Linked DNA regions of Mus musculus: regions 2 and 3 are each linked to region 1. Evidence: chromatin contacts called from ENCODE Hi-C or POLR2A ChIA-PET data. All regions are on one chromosome and are shown on one strand. Each heading gives the region's core, a stretch centred on a gene start or an enhancer-like site at or near the end of the contact. The rest is flanking DNA. Distances are from core to core; before and after follow the strand shown. Region 1 holds the start of S1pr2 (sphingosine-1-phosphate receptor 2). Region 2 holds the start of Angptl6 (angiopoietin-like 6). Region 3 holds the start of Eif3g (eukaryotic translation initiation factor 3, subunit G).

The links. A loop is a pair of places that touch in the nucleus more often than their neighbours do. ChIA-PET counts read pairs that join two places held with the same protein, here RNA polymerase II (POLR2A).
Region 2: POLR2A ChIA-PET joins it to region 1 with 46 read pairs in embryonic stem cell. The contact joins the promoter of Angptl6 here to the promoter of S1pr2 in region 1. POLR2A ChIA-PET finds 5 or more read pairs at or near these places in 4 of 5 experiments (Patski and embryonic stem cell).
Region 3: a map of heart shows a loop between it and region 1 (4-fold over the local background). The contact joins the promoter of Eif3g here to the promoter of S1pr2 in region 1. A Hi-C loop is called at or near these places in 1 of 37 maps with a recorded cell type or tissue (heart). POLR2A ChIA-PET finds 5 or more read pairs at or near these places in 4 of 5 experiments (Patski and embryonic stem cell).

The regions. Positions count from the first base shown.
Region 1 is chr9:20,974,201-20,978,584 of GRCm38, reverse strand. S1pr2 (sphingosine-1-phosphate receptor 2) reads left to right here and starts at 1,792. Exons shown (of 2, transcript NM_010333.4): 1 at 1,792-1,987.
Region 2 is chr9:20,877,207-20,881,590 of GRCm38, reverse strand. It overlaps Angptl6 (angiopoietin-like 6), which reads left to right and starts at 1,881. Exons shown (of 6, transcript NM_145154.2): 1 at 1,881-1,988; 2 at 2,988-3,542. The coding sequence starts at 2,997.
Region 3 is chr9:20,896,815-20,901,198 of GRCm38, reverse strand. Eif3g (eukaryotic translation initiation factor 3, subunit G) reads left to right here and starts at 2,609. Exons shown (of 11, transcript NM_016876.3): 1 at 2,609-2,655; 2 at 2,775-2,821; 3 at 3,032-3,115; 4 at 3,223-3,311; 5 at 3,433-3,492. The coding sequence starts at 2,636.

The DNA of each region.
Region 1 (4,384 bases), core at 543-3,042:
TGTTCTGCCACTTCCGGTACCCTGCGGAAAGGCTTAATTTATCTAGCAAGTCATAAACCTAGAACTTGCTATGGAACAGAAGAGGGCTTTGGACTCCCCATCCTCCTGCCTCCACCCACTGAAGTGCAGGGATGCTAGGCTTGCAAACAGTGACCCGCTTACTTATTTATTTTTGGGGTGTTGGAGACAGAACACAGGGCCCTGTGCATGAGAGGAAGTACTGTAACTAACACTGAGCCGCCTGCCTCCATAAACATCTCAATGCCGACATAAGGCACAATGTTAAACACAGCAAGGGAAACACTGTTCGCTCTTAGGGAGCTTATGTTTGGGTGTGCAATTTACACTTTTGTGTGTTTATTTTTTTTTGTTTTTAATTATGTGTAATTGTGGGTATGTGCATGTGTGTACACGGGCCCTTGAGGCTGAAAGGGTCAGATCCCCTGGGGCTGGACTCAGAAGTTGTCAGGTCTGTGGGTGCTGGGACATTCTGTTCTCTGCAAGAGCAGGAAGTGCTCTTGACCATTAGAGGCACCTCTTTAGCGCCTTTTAAAAATTTATTAATTTTAACTTTATACCCATGTGCGTGCATGCACGTGGGTGTGTACATGTACGTGGGTGTGTGCATGTGCCTCAGCAGCAGGCCTTGGAGGTCACAGGACAACTTGCAGGAATTGGTTCTCAATTTCCACCTTGTGGGTCCCAGGCAAGGCCTTACCCACTGACAACTCACAGCCTCCTGGAACTCACTCTGTAGACCAGGCTGGCCTTGAACTCAGAAATTCGCCTGCCTCTGCCTCCCGAGTGCTGGGATTAAAGGCGTGCACCACCACGCCCGGTTTTGTTATTCTTTTTTAAATGCATTTATTATTATTGTACATGTATCAGTGAATGAATGTAGGTGCAGCAATGCCAGTGTGCCCTGTGGAGGTCAGAGGCCAACTTTGCTTCCAGGGACTGACCTCAGGTCAGGCTTCCAGACAAGCCCTTTCCCCTCCCTGCCTAGTGGAGCTGGACAGCTGACCTTCTGTCACTCACTCTAATTTTGGATTTTTTTTTCACCCTGAGTTGTTTGGAGGGAAGGAGCCAACAGGATCATGTGATCCAGATTGGCCTTGAACTCTAAAACAAACCTCCTGCTTCTACTTCACAAGTTTGGAATTAGAGGCCCAAGCCACCATTCCATATTTTTGCAGTGTTGAGGATGCATGCTAGGCAAACACTCAACCACCTGCCTCCACATCCCTGCCTGTTGTTTTTCAGAAAGGGTCTTGAGCAGGCAGTGGCTTAAGGTTGCTAAGAGGACCCTGAACTCCTGATCTTCCCACCTCCCAGGTGGCAGATGCTGGAATGACAGGCATATGTGCCACAAAGCCCAGTTGGATCTGGGAGTTCTTACCAAGTCTTCTGTTTGGGGGGCTGGGTATGATACAGTGTAGGAATTTATTTCTTGTAGAAACACATAGTAGGTGCTTAATCTTGAATTGCTGAGTTCTCACATAGTAGGTAAGTGTGATTTCCTCCATTTCCAGGTCCCAAGCATTAGCCTGGCGCTAAGCCAAATGGAATACAGTTGTTTCAGTACTAGGTCACCTGGGTTAAGAGAGCTGTGACGTCACGCGGCCGTGACATCATGCCACGGCAGTTCTCACGAGTGGGGGTTGGGAGGAGCAGGGCAGGAGTGTGTGTGTGGGGGTGTGGACAAAGGGGCCCTGCTCTTCCCCCGTGCGCGCCCTGGCTAACTGGCGGGCCACATCTGGAATTCATTGCAAGTCGCCGCCGGAAAGAGGAGGAGAGGAGGGCGGGGCGAGCAGGGAGTTGGGGCCGGAGGCAGCGGCTCTGCCCGCCTCTCTCTTGTCCTGGGTCCCCAACTCCGGGACATAGACCGAGCACAGCCAACAGTCTCCAAAACCAACCACTGGCTGTCCCGGGGCGCAGACGCCAAGGCCACTCAGGCCAGGGCAGGGACCCCGGCCGGCCTAGCCAGGTGAGCGCGCGGGGCAGAGGGGAGGTTCCGATCTGGGCGGCCGCGGTTCACGGAGACCCTGAGATCCCAGCTGGGGGGCCCGGTCCGGGGTCAGGCGCTCGTACAGGCGTTGCACGCGCTGCTCCAGGCTCTGCTGCACCGAGGGAACAGATCATCTACCATGCGCCCCTGCCCACTACTCCAGGCAGCTCGCCACCTACTCAGTGGCGCACCCCCAGACTGAGCTCCCCGCCTTCCTTCGGGCAGGAAGTTGGCGCTGAAGAGAAAGGCGGAATCCGAGCGCTTTGAGCTGGAGACTTTGCAAGACTGGATGGGGGTTCTCAGGAAGCAGGGTTTGGGGCAGTGAGGTTGTTGGGGAGAGGTGCAGCATCCCTTCTTCTCTGTCTCCGGCTAGGATGAAAGGTGCTACGGACGAGCGAGCGGGGAAAGCTTTCAGAGTTCATGGGCGGGGTCCCCGGCGAAGGCCGTCGCCCCACCGCCTGTGAGACTAGTTTTTTGCCTCAGTTTCCAGTTAGTTGCCCCTCTCTTTCAGTCTCTCTTTCGGAAGAATCACTTTGTATCGAAGGAAAGGGACATTAACTGCAAAGTCCAGGTGTCTCCTTTTCCTAGCTCAGGGATGGGGCGTAGGAGTGAAGGAAGGCACGCGTGGCGTGGAGTCCGCGTTGTCGCGGGCTACACGGCGTTGGGACCTCGCCCCCCTCTAGAGCATGGGTTGACTCACCCGGGGATTTCCACCTCCCCACCCCCGTCCCTATCCTTGTTGTTAGATGCCCGAGGCGACACCCGCAGAGCCTACTGTCCCCTGCGGGGCAACATGGGAGCATCACTGAGGGGGGGGGAGGGAATGAAGTAGCTGTAGTTACTCTCTCCAGTGCCCCAGGAATCTGGATGTGGGGGGCCTCTGGTGGGGTGCAGAAATGTGGCCACCCCCTGTTGCTTTGTGCAGGATAGGGACATCCTGCGCGCGTGTCGGGGTCTCAGGAGAGAGAGATGGCGCCGCCCCAGCGCAAGCGAGTGTGGATACCACGCATTCCTCGGCCTGATAAGGAGCTGGAGAGTGCTGCCTGAGCCAGGCGGGTCTTACTGTCGCCAAGGAGACGCGCCCGGCTTCAGCTTCCTATAGTGGTAGGGTAGGGGTGCTGCCAGGAGATGTCCCCATGCTTTGCATGCGAACGAGCCCCCCAATTTCAGGCTCTTTCATTCATTCATGCGCCTGCCTCGCTTGCACCAAGCAAGAGAGGCTGAGGGTGAACTTGGTAGCTGGCCTCACACGATACTGTGGAAAACAAGATCATTTCCGATGATAAAGTCAGATGCTCTGATAGAAATTAGGGGTGGGCTGTGCTGGGTAAAATGCCTTATTTCTTTAATCCCAGTGCTCAGGAGACTGAGTTAAGGGGCATCTTTGTGAACTCAAGGCCAACCTGATCTACGAAATGAGTTTCTGGTCAACCCGGATTACACAGTAAGACCCTGTCCCAAAAACAAAACAAAAAGAGAAGATAGTTCCTGAAGGCCTAGACAGTGACAGTCGAATGAAATCCAAAGATAAGATAGTCTGCCGGAAAAAGTGTTTGTGTGGGGGTGGGGAGGGGGTCTGTAGGATATACCAGAGGCAACTACAGCAGGTTTCGACCTCAAATGGGCCTTGGGAGGTTAGTGTATGCCTGGGCCCTAGGGAGCCATAGAGATTGTGGCGATGGGAGGTGAGGATAAAAGTTCTGAGCTCTCCGGCAGTTCTCCCTTGCAAGTTTGGTGGGCAGCAGACATGCATAAGGGGCTACCACAAGCAACCAAAGCTTTTGAGGGATGAGGGAGCTCTGTGGAACTGGGAGGGAGTAGAGGGGAGTCACCAGACTCCTTCAGCCTTCCTCTCCACTAATCTTTAGCAAAGCAGTCAAGTCCAGGTCTGTCTCTCTTCCCTCACTCCAAACCCTTTCACTTGCTCCTCTTCCTCCTGTATTTTTTGCAGTCCTGGCAACCCAGGGCTTCAACATGACGCTGTGTCCCTAAGCTACACCAAGTTATCCTTAATTTTATGTATTTATAGACAGGGTCTCACTATGTAGCTCTAGCTGTCCTGAAACTGTGTAGATCAGGCTGGTCTCAAATTCACAGAGCTCTGCATGTCTGACTCTGAATCCTGAGATTTAAAGTGCACAAACACACAGTGCTTTTCATATATATACATATATATTTTTATATATTTAATATATATTTATTAAACTTACACTTATCTATTTTGTGGGCATGTGTATACGTGTGGGCATGTGTGTTTCATGACATGAGTATTCAGGTCAAAGCAAGTCATTTCTCTCTCTTTCTCTCACTCACTATGTGGGTAGGTAGTGGGGCTGGATCAAGTCTCCAAGCTTGATGACAAGTGCTTTTAGCCAA
Region 2 (4,384 bases), core at 632-3,131, 97 kb after region 1:
GGTAACCTGTCATTCCTGGAGGAATGACCTAAGACAGGAGCCACAATAGATGGACATGACTGCAGAGGCCTAGACCAGCCTCAAATTTTAATAAAATAAAAAGGGGGAGATGTGGAGAGCCGTGCCATGAGCAATCGCCATTATAAAATGGCACTGGCTTCCACTGCGCCTAACTAGTTAACAAGCCTTATGCGCAAGTGCAAGAGTGAACTCACGCCTATCACTGCCCATCTCGCAGTGTAGTAATGGGGTGATGGGCGAGCAACGAATCAGGAGCTGTCACACCACATCAGGTGCTGAAACGTCACGCTGTGGGCTATACAAGCAGCGCCATTTCCCCGGTTCGGGGTCTTCCCTCCTGATAAGTAAGCAATAAAAGCTTTGCCGCAGAAGATTCTGGTTGCAGGATTGGGGGCAGGGTGTGCCAGGTTGGGACTGAGGGATGCTGGGAGAACTTAGAAGCCAGGTCTGAGCTGGGCAGTGGTGGCGCACGCCTCTAATACCAGCACTCAGGAGGCAGAGGCAGGCGGATTTCTGAGTTTGAGGCCAGCCTGGTCTACAAAGTGAGTTCCAGGACAGCCAGGGCTACACAGAGAAACCCTGTCTTGAAAAACCAAAGAAACAAAAAAGAAAGAAAGAAAAAAAAAGAAGCCAGGTCTGCTTTGGTATGCAAAACATGTGCATGCTCGCGTGTGTGTGTGCACACACACACACTGTCCCCTGTCCCAGGGTCTGAAGCCAAACAAAAAGGTCACTCCTCTGCTTCCTGCTTATGTGTAGCATGCAAGCTCTCAGCTACTGCTCCAGGATCATGTTTGTCTATCTGTCTGTCTGCTGCCATGCTCCCTGTCATAATGGTTATAGACTCACCCTCTGAAACTGTAACCAGGCCCCCAATTAAATGCTTTCTTGTATAAGTTGGTCATGGTGTCTCTTCACAGCAGAAGAACCATGACTAAGACAAGGATCTAAAGCAAAGAGCCTCGGACAGCTCCAAAACTTGCTGGGTAGCATATGGACAGAAACATCTTGTCTGACAAGAAAGCCAACATAGTAATGAGAGCATCTGCAGGCAGGAGCCAGGAGAAGACTAACGACTAATAAGTCAACATAAAACAACCCTCAGATAAAATCTTCCTCCGCAATGTTCCCTTTTGTGTCCTCTAACATTCCAAGCCCCCTGCCCCTCGTACAATCTCCATTTCTCTAGTAAAGGACTGCCTGCTCTGTTGAGCTGATGCTGGCTTTTATTTCCATGTTGCCTTCATCAGTTCCGATCTAACACCCACTCCCACTCCCTTTTAAGACAGGGGCTCACTGGCTGGCTTGGAACTCACAGAGCTCCAACTGCTGCTGCCTCCCAGGTACTGTGATTAAGTCTGTGCTACCACATCCTAAGGTTTTGTTTCTTCTGGCAATATTGGGTACCAAGGACTTTGTAAGTGTCCTACTACTGAGCTACACCCCCAGCCCCTCACTGGGGGATTCTAGGCAGGGGCTCACACCTCTACTGGCTGCTGGGGTTAAATGAGAAAGTTTTACCCCTTTAAGGGTGTCCCCAGCGCCAGGCATCAGGGTACTCACTGATACATCATCATTGTCATGGTTGTCTGAGTCTGGAGCCCACAAGTCTACCAGGGCCTAGGGCCTCCCATGCTCTGTGAGCCTGAGAGAAAGGAAGAGACTCGTAGGGCAGTGGCCTCTGTTATCATGCTCCGGAGGCCTGGGCAAGGGGATCTGGCTATTCTGCCCAGGGTTCTCACACTGGAAATACTAAATATTTACACTTGCTGTGCTCCCAGGCTCCATCCATGCTCTGGGGGATGGGTGGTTTCCAAGTCTTCTCTCGGCTTCTGTCTTTTCAGTCTCCTGCACCCAGATACTCACCCAGAAGGACTCCCGGTCCTTCGTCCTGGTCCTTCAGGCCTTCCTCAGATTTTGTGGAATTGCCGCAAACCTCACTGGAGCCAGCGTCTGGGCTGTGAGAGGTGAGAGTGGGTAGGAGTGGATGTAGGTAGATGCTGTTTGTAGAGTGCATCTGGTCTTGATTGTGTGTGTACGGGTGTGTATGTATGTTGTCTATGTATGTGCATGTATATGTATGTGCGTATGTATGTATGTGTATGTGTGTGTGTGTGTGTATACGTTGTGTGTGGGGGGGCACAGGGAGGCTCCCAGGTCTCTCATTTACTCCAAGCTTGCCAACGAAGGCGGCCACATGTGCCCAAGACTGCCCAGTGCTTGGGAGCTGACGCCTGATGAGCAGCCACTGTAGTTGATGTACCTTGCCTCTAGCTCAGAAGTTTCCACGGCTCTCTCACTTCCCTTCTATGCCACCCCACAGGCCTCTTTGCTATGTCTTCTTTTCAGCACATCTGAAATGAGATCCAATTCCAGGACCTTTGCACTTGTGGTTTCTTCTGAGCAGGTCCAAGTGTGTGCCCGAGTGCCTGGGAGTGGTGGCATAGGGCCCTGGGTGTGAATTCTGCAGGGCAGGAGTGGGGAGTCACGAATATTAACCTGGTATGGTGGCACACACAAGCCATCTAGGGATGAAGAGGCCCAGGCAGTAGCATCCTAACCTAGTTCGGTAACAGACTGGGCTACTAGTGACACCATGTCTCAAATTAGAAAAGAGGGGCCCAGCATGAGTGATGGATGTTCCATCCCCTGCACGCCCCGCCCCCCACGCAAAATGGAAGTTTTCTCTTTAAGTGGGGGCCACCGAAGGTTCTGAGGGGAGAGGTGACCAGGTCCAAGTGTCCGGAACCGAGGATGGAGAGGGATTTGGGGTGTAAAATGATTCTGGTTGTTGTATGAACTGTGGTAAACGGACAATCTGCGCTGCGAGCTGCAGCCCAGCTCTGTTGTGGAGTACAACCGTAGGAAGTGACGCCCAGGGATCAATACTTTAGCTCTCCTTGGCTACCTTGGAGCTTTGGGACCCGTCTAGGCTAAAACAGTAGTCTCTTTCCTCTTCACTGCAGGTGACGGCCATGGGGACCGCCAGGCTACGCAAGCTGCAACTGCTGCTTCTGCTGGGCGCTTGGAGGGCGCTCGGAGGTGCCGCGCGTTGCCGCGTCACCCTAGTTTTGTCCCCGCAGAAGGCAACTAGCGCCGTCTGCAGGAGCTCAGAAGCCACCCAAGACAGCGAACTGGCCACGCTGCGCATGCGCCTGGGTCGCCACGAGGAGCTGCTGCGCGCGCTGCAAAGGCGTGCGGCGGAGGGTGGTGCGCTCGCGGACGAGGTGCGCGCACTGCGCGAGCACAGTCTCACCCTGAACACGCGCCTGGGCCAGCTGCGCGCGCAATTGCAGCAGGAGGCGAGGGCGGAGCCTGACCTGGGGGCGGAGCCTGCTGCTGCACTTGGTTTGCTAGCCGAGCGCGCGCTGGACGCTGAGGCCGAAGCGCGCCGGACGACGGCACGCCTGCAGCAGCTGGACGCACAGCTCCGTGAGCATGCGCAGCTCATGAGCCAGCATAGCAGCCTCCTCGGCCGCCTGCAACGCGCGTGCGCGGGCCCGGAACGGGGACAGCAGCAGGTAGCTGTGCCGCGCGCTCCGTGTCAGGGGCACCACCCACTGCTCATCTGGGTGAATGATTGGGGAGAGCTTCATTGGCTGCACGAAAATATTCACAGCTCCTAGGCTTACAAGCACTTTCATCATACACAAGGACTTTTTTTTTTCTTTTTTTTAGTTTTACTAGACAGGGTTTCTCTGTGTAGTCGTTGCTGTCCTGGGACTCACTCTTTACACTAGGCTGACTTTGAACTCAGAGATCCACCTGCTTCTGTCGCCCAAGTGCTGAGATTAAAGGCGTGCGCCACCACACCAGGCTTGCATATCCTTTTAAGGATCTATTTTCATCTTAATGTGTGTGGACCGATGCATGTCTGATATGTGTTTGTGCACCATGTGTGTATAGAGTGTGTATACAGGCTAAAAATGATCTGGAACTGGAGTTACAGATGACTGTGAGCCACCTTGCTGGGAATTGAATCTGGGTTTTCTGGAAGAACAGGCAATGCTCTTAACCGCTGAGTCAGCTCTCCAGTCCCTAAGACAATATATTCTTGTAACTACATGGGACTTATGAATTTTGGGCAATTTCTGTCACCAGCCTTTTTGGTTTTGTTTGCTTGTTTTCTTTTTTCTTTTATTGAGATAGGGTCTCATGTAGCCCAGGCTAGGTTCTAGCATGTAGCTCAGGCTAGGTTCTAGCTCCTTGTGTAGTTGTGAATGACCTTGATTCTCATGTTCTGCCTCAGCGCAAATGACAGACATGGGACAACAAACAGCCAGGTTGGCTGGTTTTACATTCCTATTGATTTTGGGGTCCCTGGGACCTCCTATATGTGAGGTGGCTGTTCTGCTGCTGAGCC
Region 3 (4,384 bases), core at 1,360-3,859, 78 kb after region 1:
GCCTCTGCCTCCCGAGTGCTGAGATTAAAGGTGTGCACCACCACGCCCGACCCATTACATTTTTATGAAGCGTTGTCCTTCTTAGCCCCGAGGCCTGGCTGGGAGCTGGGAGCAGGGACATTCAGCCTCTGGACTGAATCCTGAAGAGTCTCACAGGATTTCTTCAAGGTCGAAGTCCATCTAGAAAGCAGCTATTCATTCTGATGTTCACCCTAGATCCTCTGATTCTACAGGGGTCCCACTACGATGCAGTGTGTGAGAACAGGCCACAGCATAAGTGTGGGGCTCAGGGTACAACCTGCTAGAGTTAGTCCTCTCCTTCCCTCAGATGGGTCCTAGGGTTGAACTCCAGGCAGCAGGCTTGTGGAGAGTGCCTTCACCCACTGAGCCATCTTGCCAGCTTAAGATACAAGTTCTAAGTGTTAGGAGTATAGGTCAGTATTAGTGTGCCCAACTCCCTGCTTTCCGTTCCCCACCAGCATCCCAAACAGACACATGGACTTGGAGTGGATGTTCCTACGGCAGAGAATCTGATATAACCTCCACTTACTTGACAGGAGCTTAGCACTGGAGAGAGTTTAAGGTGGCAGGAATAGAGCTTGCAACGTTTTTGCAGCTAAGGAGGTACTGGGACCTAGGTAAAATATTAAGGCCTAGATAAAATGTCAAGGCCTAGGTAGCCTACTTGGCTAGCCTACCATTATAAGGAAACTTTCTCATATGTTTCTGCTGTTACTAGGAAACTTTCTAATGCCAAAACTGATTACATATTCTGTTATGCCCTGTGCCCTTGGAAACCAATCATGATAGAAGTTAGTAGAACTTTTTTGAATAGTTACCCATAATAAGCTTTGACCTGAACCAACCACCCAGCAGCACTTACTAGCCATATATAAATTTTTATGGTATTTGTCTGTATAAGCTGTCCCTGGGATGGACTCCAACATAAGAGAGAAATCTCTGGCCTGGAGAGATGGCTCAGTGGTTAAGAGCTCTTCTAGAGGTCCTGAGTTCAATTCCCAGCAACCACATGGTGGCTCACAACCATCTGTAATAGGATTTGATGCCCTCTTCTGGTGTGTCTTCAGACAGCTCAAGTTTATATAAATAAAATAAATAGATGAGAGAGAGAACTGCACCAATATAAGAAACCCTTTGGAATAAGACTTCCATTTTGAGTAATGACTGAGTAAAGTTTAAGTTCCCAAGACCTCCCTGGAAACTGGCATCCTACTTGGCAGAAAGACATGTGCGTGGGTAACTGACAACCTGGTTGGCACATTGAGACATGAATGTTCAACAAGGAAAGTCTCTTGCCACCGTTGAATACCCAACCAATGGGAGCAGGATACGTGTAAGGCAAAACCATGTTCCCAGGTAAACCCCCCATTTCTGAATCCTGATTGGTGATGTGACTTGGCCCAGATGTTTGTGGATTTGAGGCTTAAAAACCCTGCAGGATCTTAAGTCAGGGTCACAGTTCAGGTCCTGAATCTGGACTGTGGCCCTGGTTAACCAGTCCTGACATGTATGCTCAATAAAGTGCCTCTCTCTGACTGAGACTGGGGCTCGTGTGGTCTGTGAGGGGACTCCTGGACCACAGCAGGAGGCTGGCTGCCAAGCCTGAAGGCCTGAGATCAATCCCAAGACCCACATAGTGGAAGGAGAGACTGTCTGCAAAGTGTCCCCTGACCTCCATGTGTGCTATGTATGCACAAGCATGCTGTCTTCAAATAATACAAACGCACAACAAGGTTGTAGGATAAACCCTAGCATGCTACACAGCAAAGGAGGCACAGGAGACCAGGTGGCCTCTTATTCAAAGAAAGGACGTCTTAGCACAGGACAAAAGGGTTTGGTCTGAGTCTGTTTCTTCTTCAACAAACCAGAATCCTGGTATCCTCTAAACGATGTGGGGCGAGGGCATTCTTGATACACGTGCTTTTCAGCCAAGCTTGTTGGCACACAATTATAGCCCCAGCTATTTGTGAATTCCTTGCGTTTAGGAGTTCAGGGGCAAGCCTGGGGAACAAAGCAAGACACCTTTAGTTTTGGAGACAGAGTCGCATGGAGCGCAGGCTAGTCTGGAATCCACGAGGTAGCTGAAAATGGCCTTTAACTCATAATTTTCCAGCTTCCACCTCCAGCACTGCGATTACTGATGGCTGAAAACTAATTCTCCGGGAAGAGGGAGAGAACGAATCAGTTCCGGGTGTGGCGATTTCATGTTCATATTCCCAGCACGGACGAGAGTAAGGTGGAAAGACAGCTATGAATTCAAGGCCACCCTGGGAATACTGCTCGTGAGCCTGTACTTTCAGCCTTTTGGAGTTGAGACAGGATTGTGAGGCTATCCTATCTATAGAGTGAGACACTCACGTCTAGCCCCATTACCCAAAGGGGGAAAAAAAAAGTTTAAAAAGTTCTTTGAAGCTTTTTTTTGGACCCCTTTTCCAGGTTGGATCTCAGCGCTTTGCGGTGCGCGAGAGCCGCGTGTCCACCTTTGTCCGCAGGGAGGCGCTGTGCTCACCGCGGTCTGGCCGCTCTAGGCTGCGGCCGCGGCACCGGAAGCCTCTTCTACTCCGGCTTCCTGTCTTTACCCGGGCTGGGAGCTGCGTGGAGTTAAGACTTCGAGATGCCGACTGGCGACTTTGAGTATGCGTGGGGTGGCGATGGGGTCGCCGGGGAGGCCGCGTGGGGGCTGCTCTGGGGTGCGTGGGGGTCTGGGCGGCGCGGGGGGCCGGGACCCGCTCACCAATCTCCTGTCCCCGCAGCTCGAAGCCCAGCTGGGCCGACCAGGTGGAGGAGGAGGGAGAGGACGGTGAGTGCCGAGCGTGGCCGCGCCCGCTGCCTGTTCCCGGGGCCCACGCTCCGGCTAGGGCCGCGCGTGGCCAGCCCCACCCTCGCCCTGCGCTGTGCCCCCGGTGCAACCCGCAAACACACAACACACACACACACACACTCTCTCTCTGACTTGAAAGTTCCCGTCCCGTGGCTCACTCTACCTTCCTCCCCGAATTCCCTCTGGCAGACAAATGTGTCACCAGCGAGCTCCTGAAAGGAATCCCTCTGCCCACCGGGGACACCAGTCCAGAGCCCGAGTTACTGCCCGGAGGTGAGCAGTGTCCATCCCTGCCTGCTTCCTCTTCCCTTCCGACTCTCAAGCCTACTTTCCAGCCAGTCCCCATTACCCGGGAATCAGTTTCTGTCATCTTCCTCCAGACCCGCTGCCACCTCCCAAGGAAGTCATCAATGGGAACATAAAGACAGTGACTGAGTACAAGATAGAGGAAGATGGGAAGAAATTCAAGGTGAGGTCGAAGTGGACACATAGGGCCAGTGCCTTTGTGTTCAGGGGTTCAGGTGGAGGGGTGTCAGTGGCTGAGACAGGGCCTGAGGCTCTGGAAGCACTCCTCTCTTATTCATCTTCAGATTGTCAGAACCTTCAGGATTGAGACCCGGAAGGCATCAAAGGCTGTGGCAAGGAGGAAGGTGAGATTCTACCTCATTTGGGGGGTAGGGTGTTCTCTGGGGCTGATCCTGAGGAGTTGGGAAGCCCCTTTTTGTTGATGTGGAGTAAACGTTTAGTGTTAGGCCTTGAAAGGTTAGGGCCCAGGAGTAGATGAAGTTAGATGCTTTATTTATTCATTTACTTTTGTTTTTTTATTGTTCTCCTTTTGTGTGCGGATGTGCGCAGCATCATCCCCCCCAGCACATGGCACAGCATACTTTTGGTTTGAGCTGGTCTCTCGGTATTAGGAACTAGACTAGGCTTGCTGGGCACTAACAGCCCCAGGGACCCTGCTGTCCCCACTTCCTGTCTGGCCTGCACCGGGAATGCAAGTTTGCCTCTGTGCACAGTGTTTGACTGTGGGTGCTCGGGGTCAGAGTCTGACGGACACTTGTGTGACAGACACTGTACTGAGACATACCCAGCCCTCTTGGGTTTTATTGTTTGTAGTTTGTTTTTCCAGACAGGGTTTCTCTGTGTAGCCCTAGCTGTTCTGAACTCACTCTGTGGTCTAGGCTGACCTTGAACTCATAGATCCACATGCATTAGGATTAAAGGCATTGCCACCATTTGCTGGCTTGTTATTTTTGAGAGGCTCTAGCTCTGGTCTTCATTCTAAATGCTTCTGCCTCAGCCTCCTGCATCCTGACCTCCATTCTCTCTCCTTTGACCTGTCTACATGAAGAAGCAAGCAGCCTCTACTTACCTAGGGGGGAGGGCTTGTAGAGGAGGGACAGCGACGCTTGAGAGCAAGGTCCCGTGCCAGCGTTCAGCAAGACACAGCTTCTCAGGCTCCAGGCCAGCTTAGGGAGGCAGGGAGCTTTGTGGCCCCTGTTTTACAGGCAGGAAATGAGTTTCAGGTTTAACTGGCTC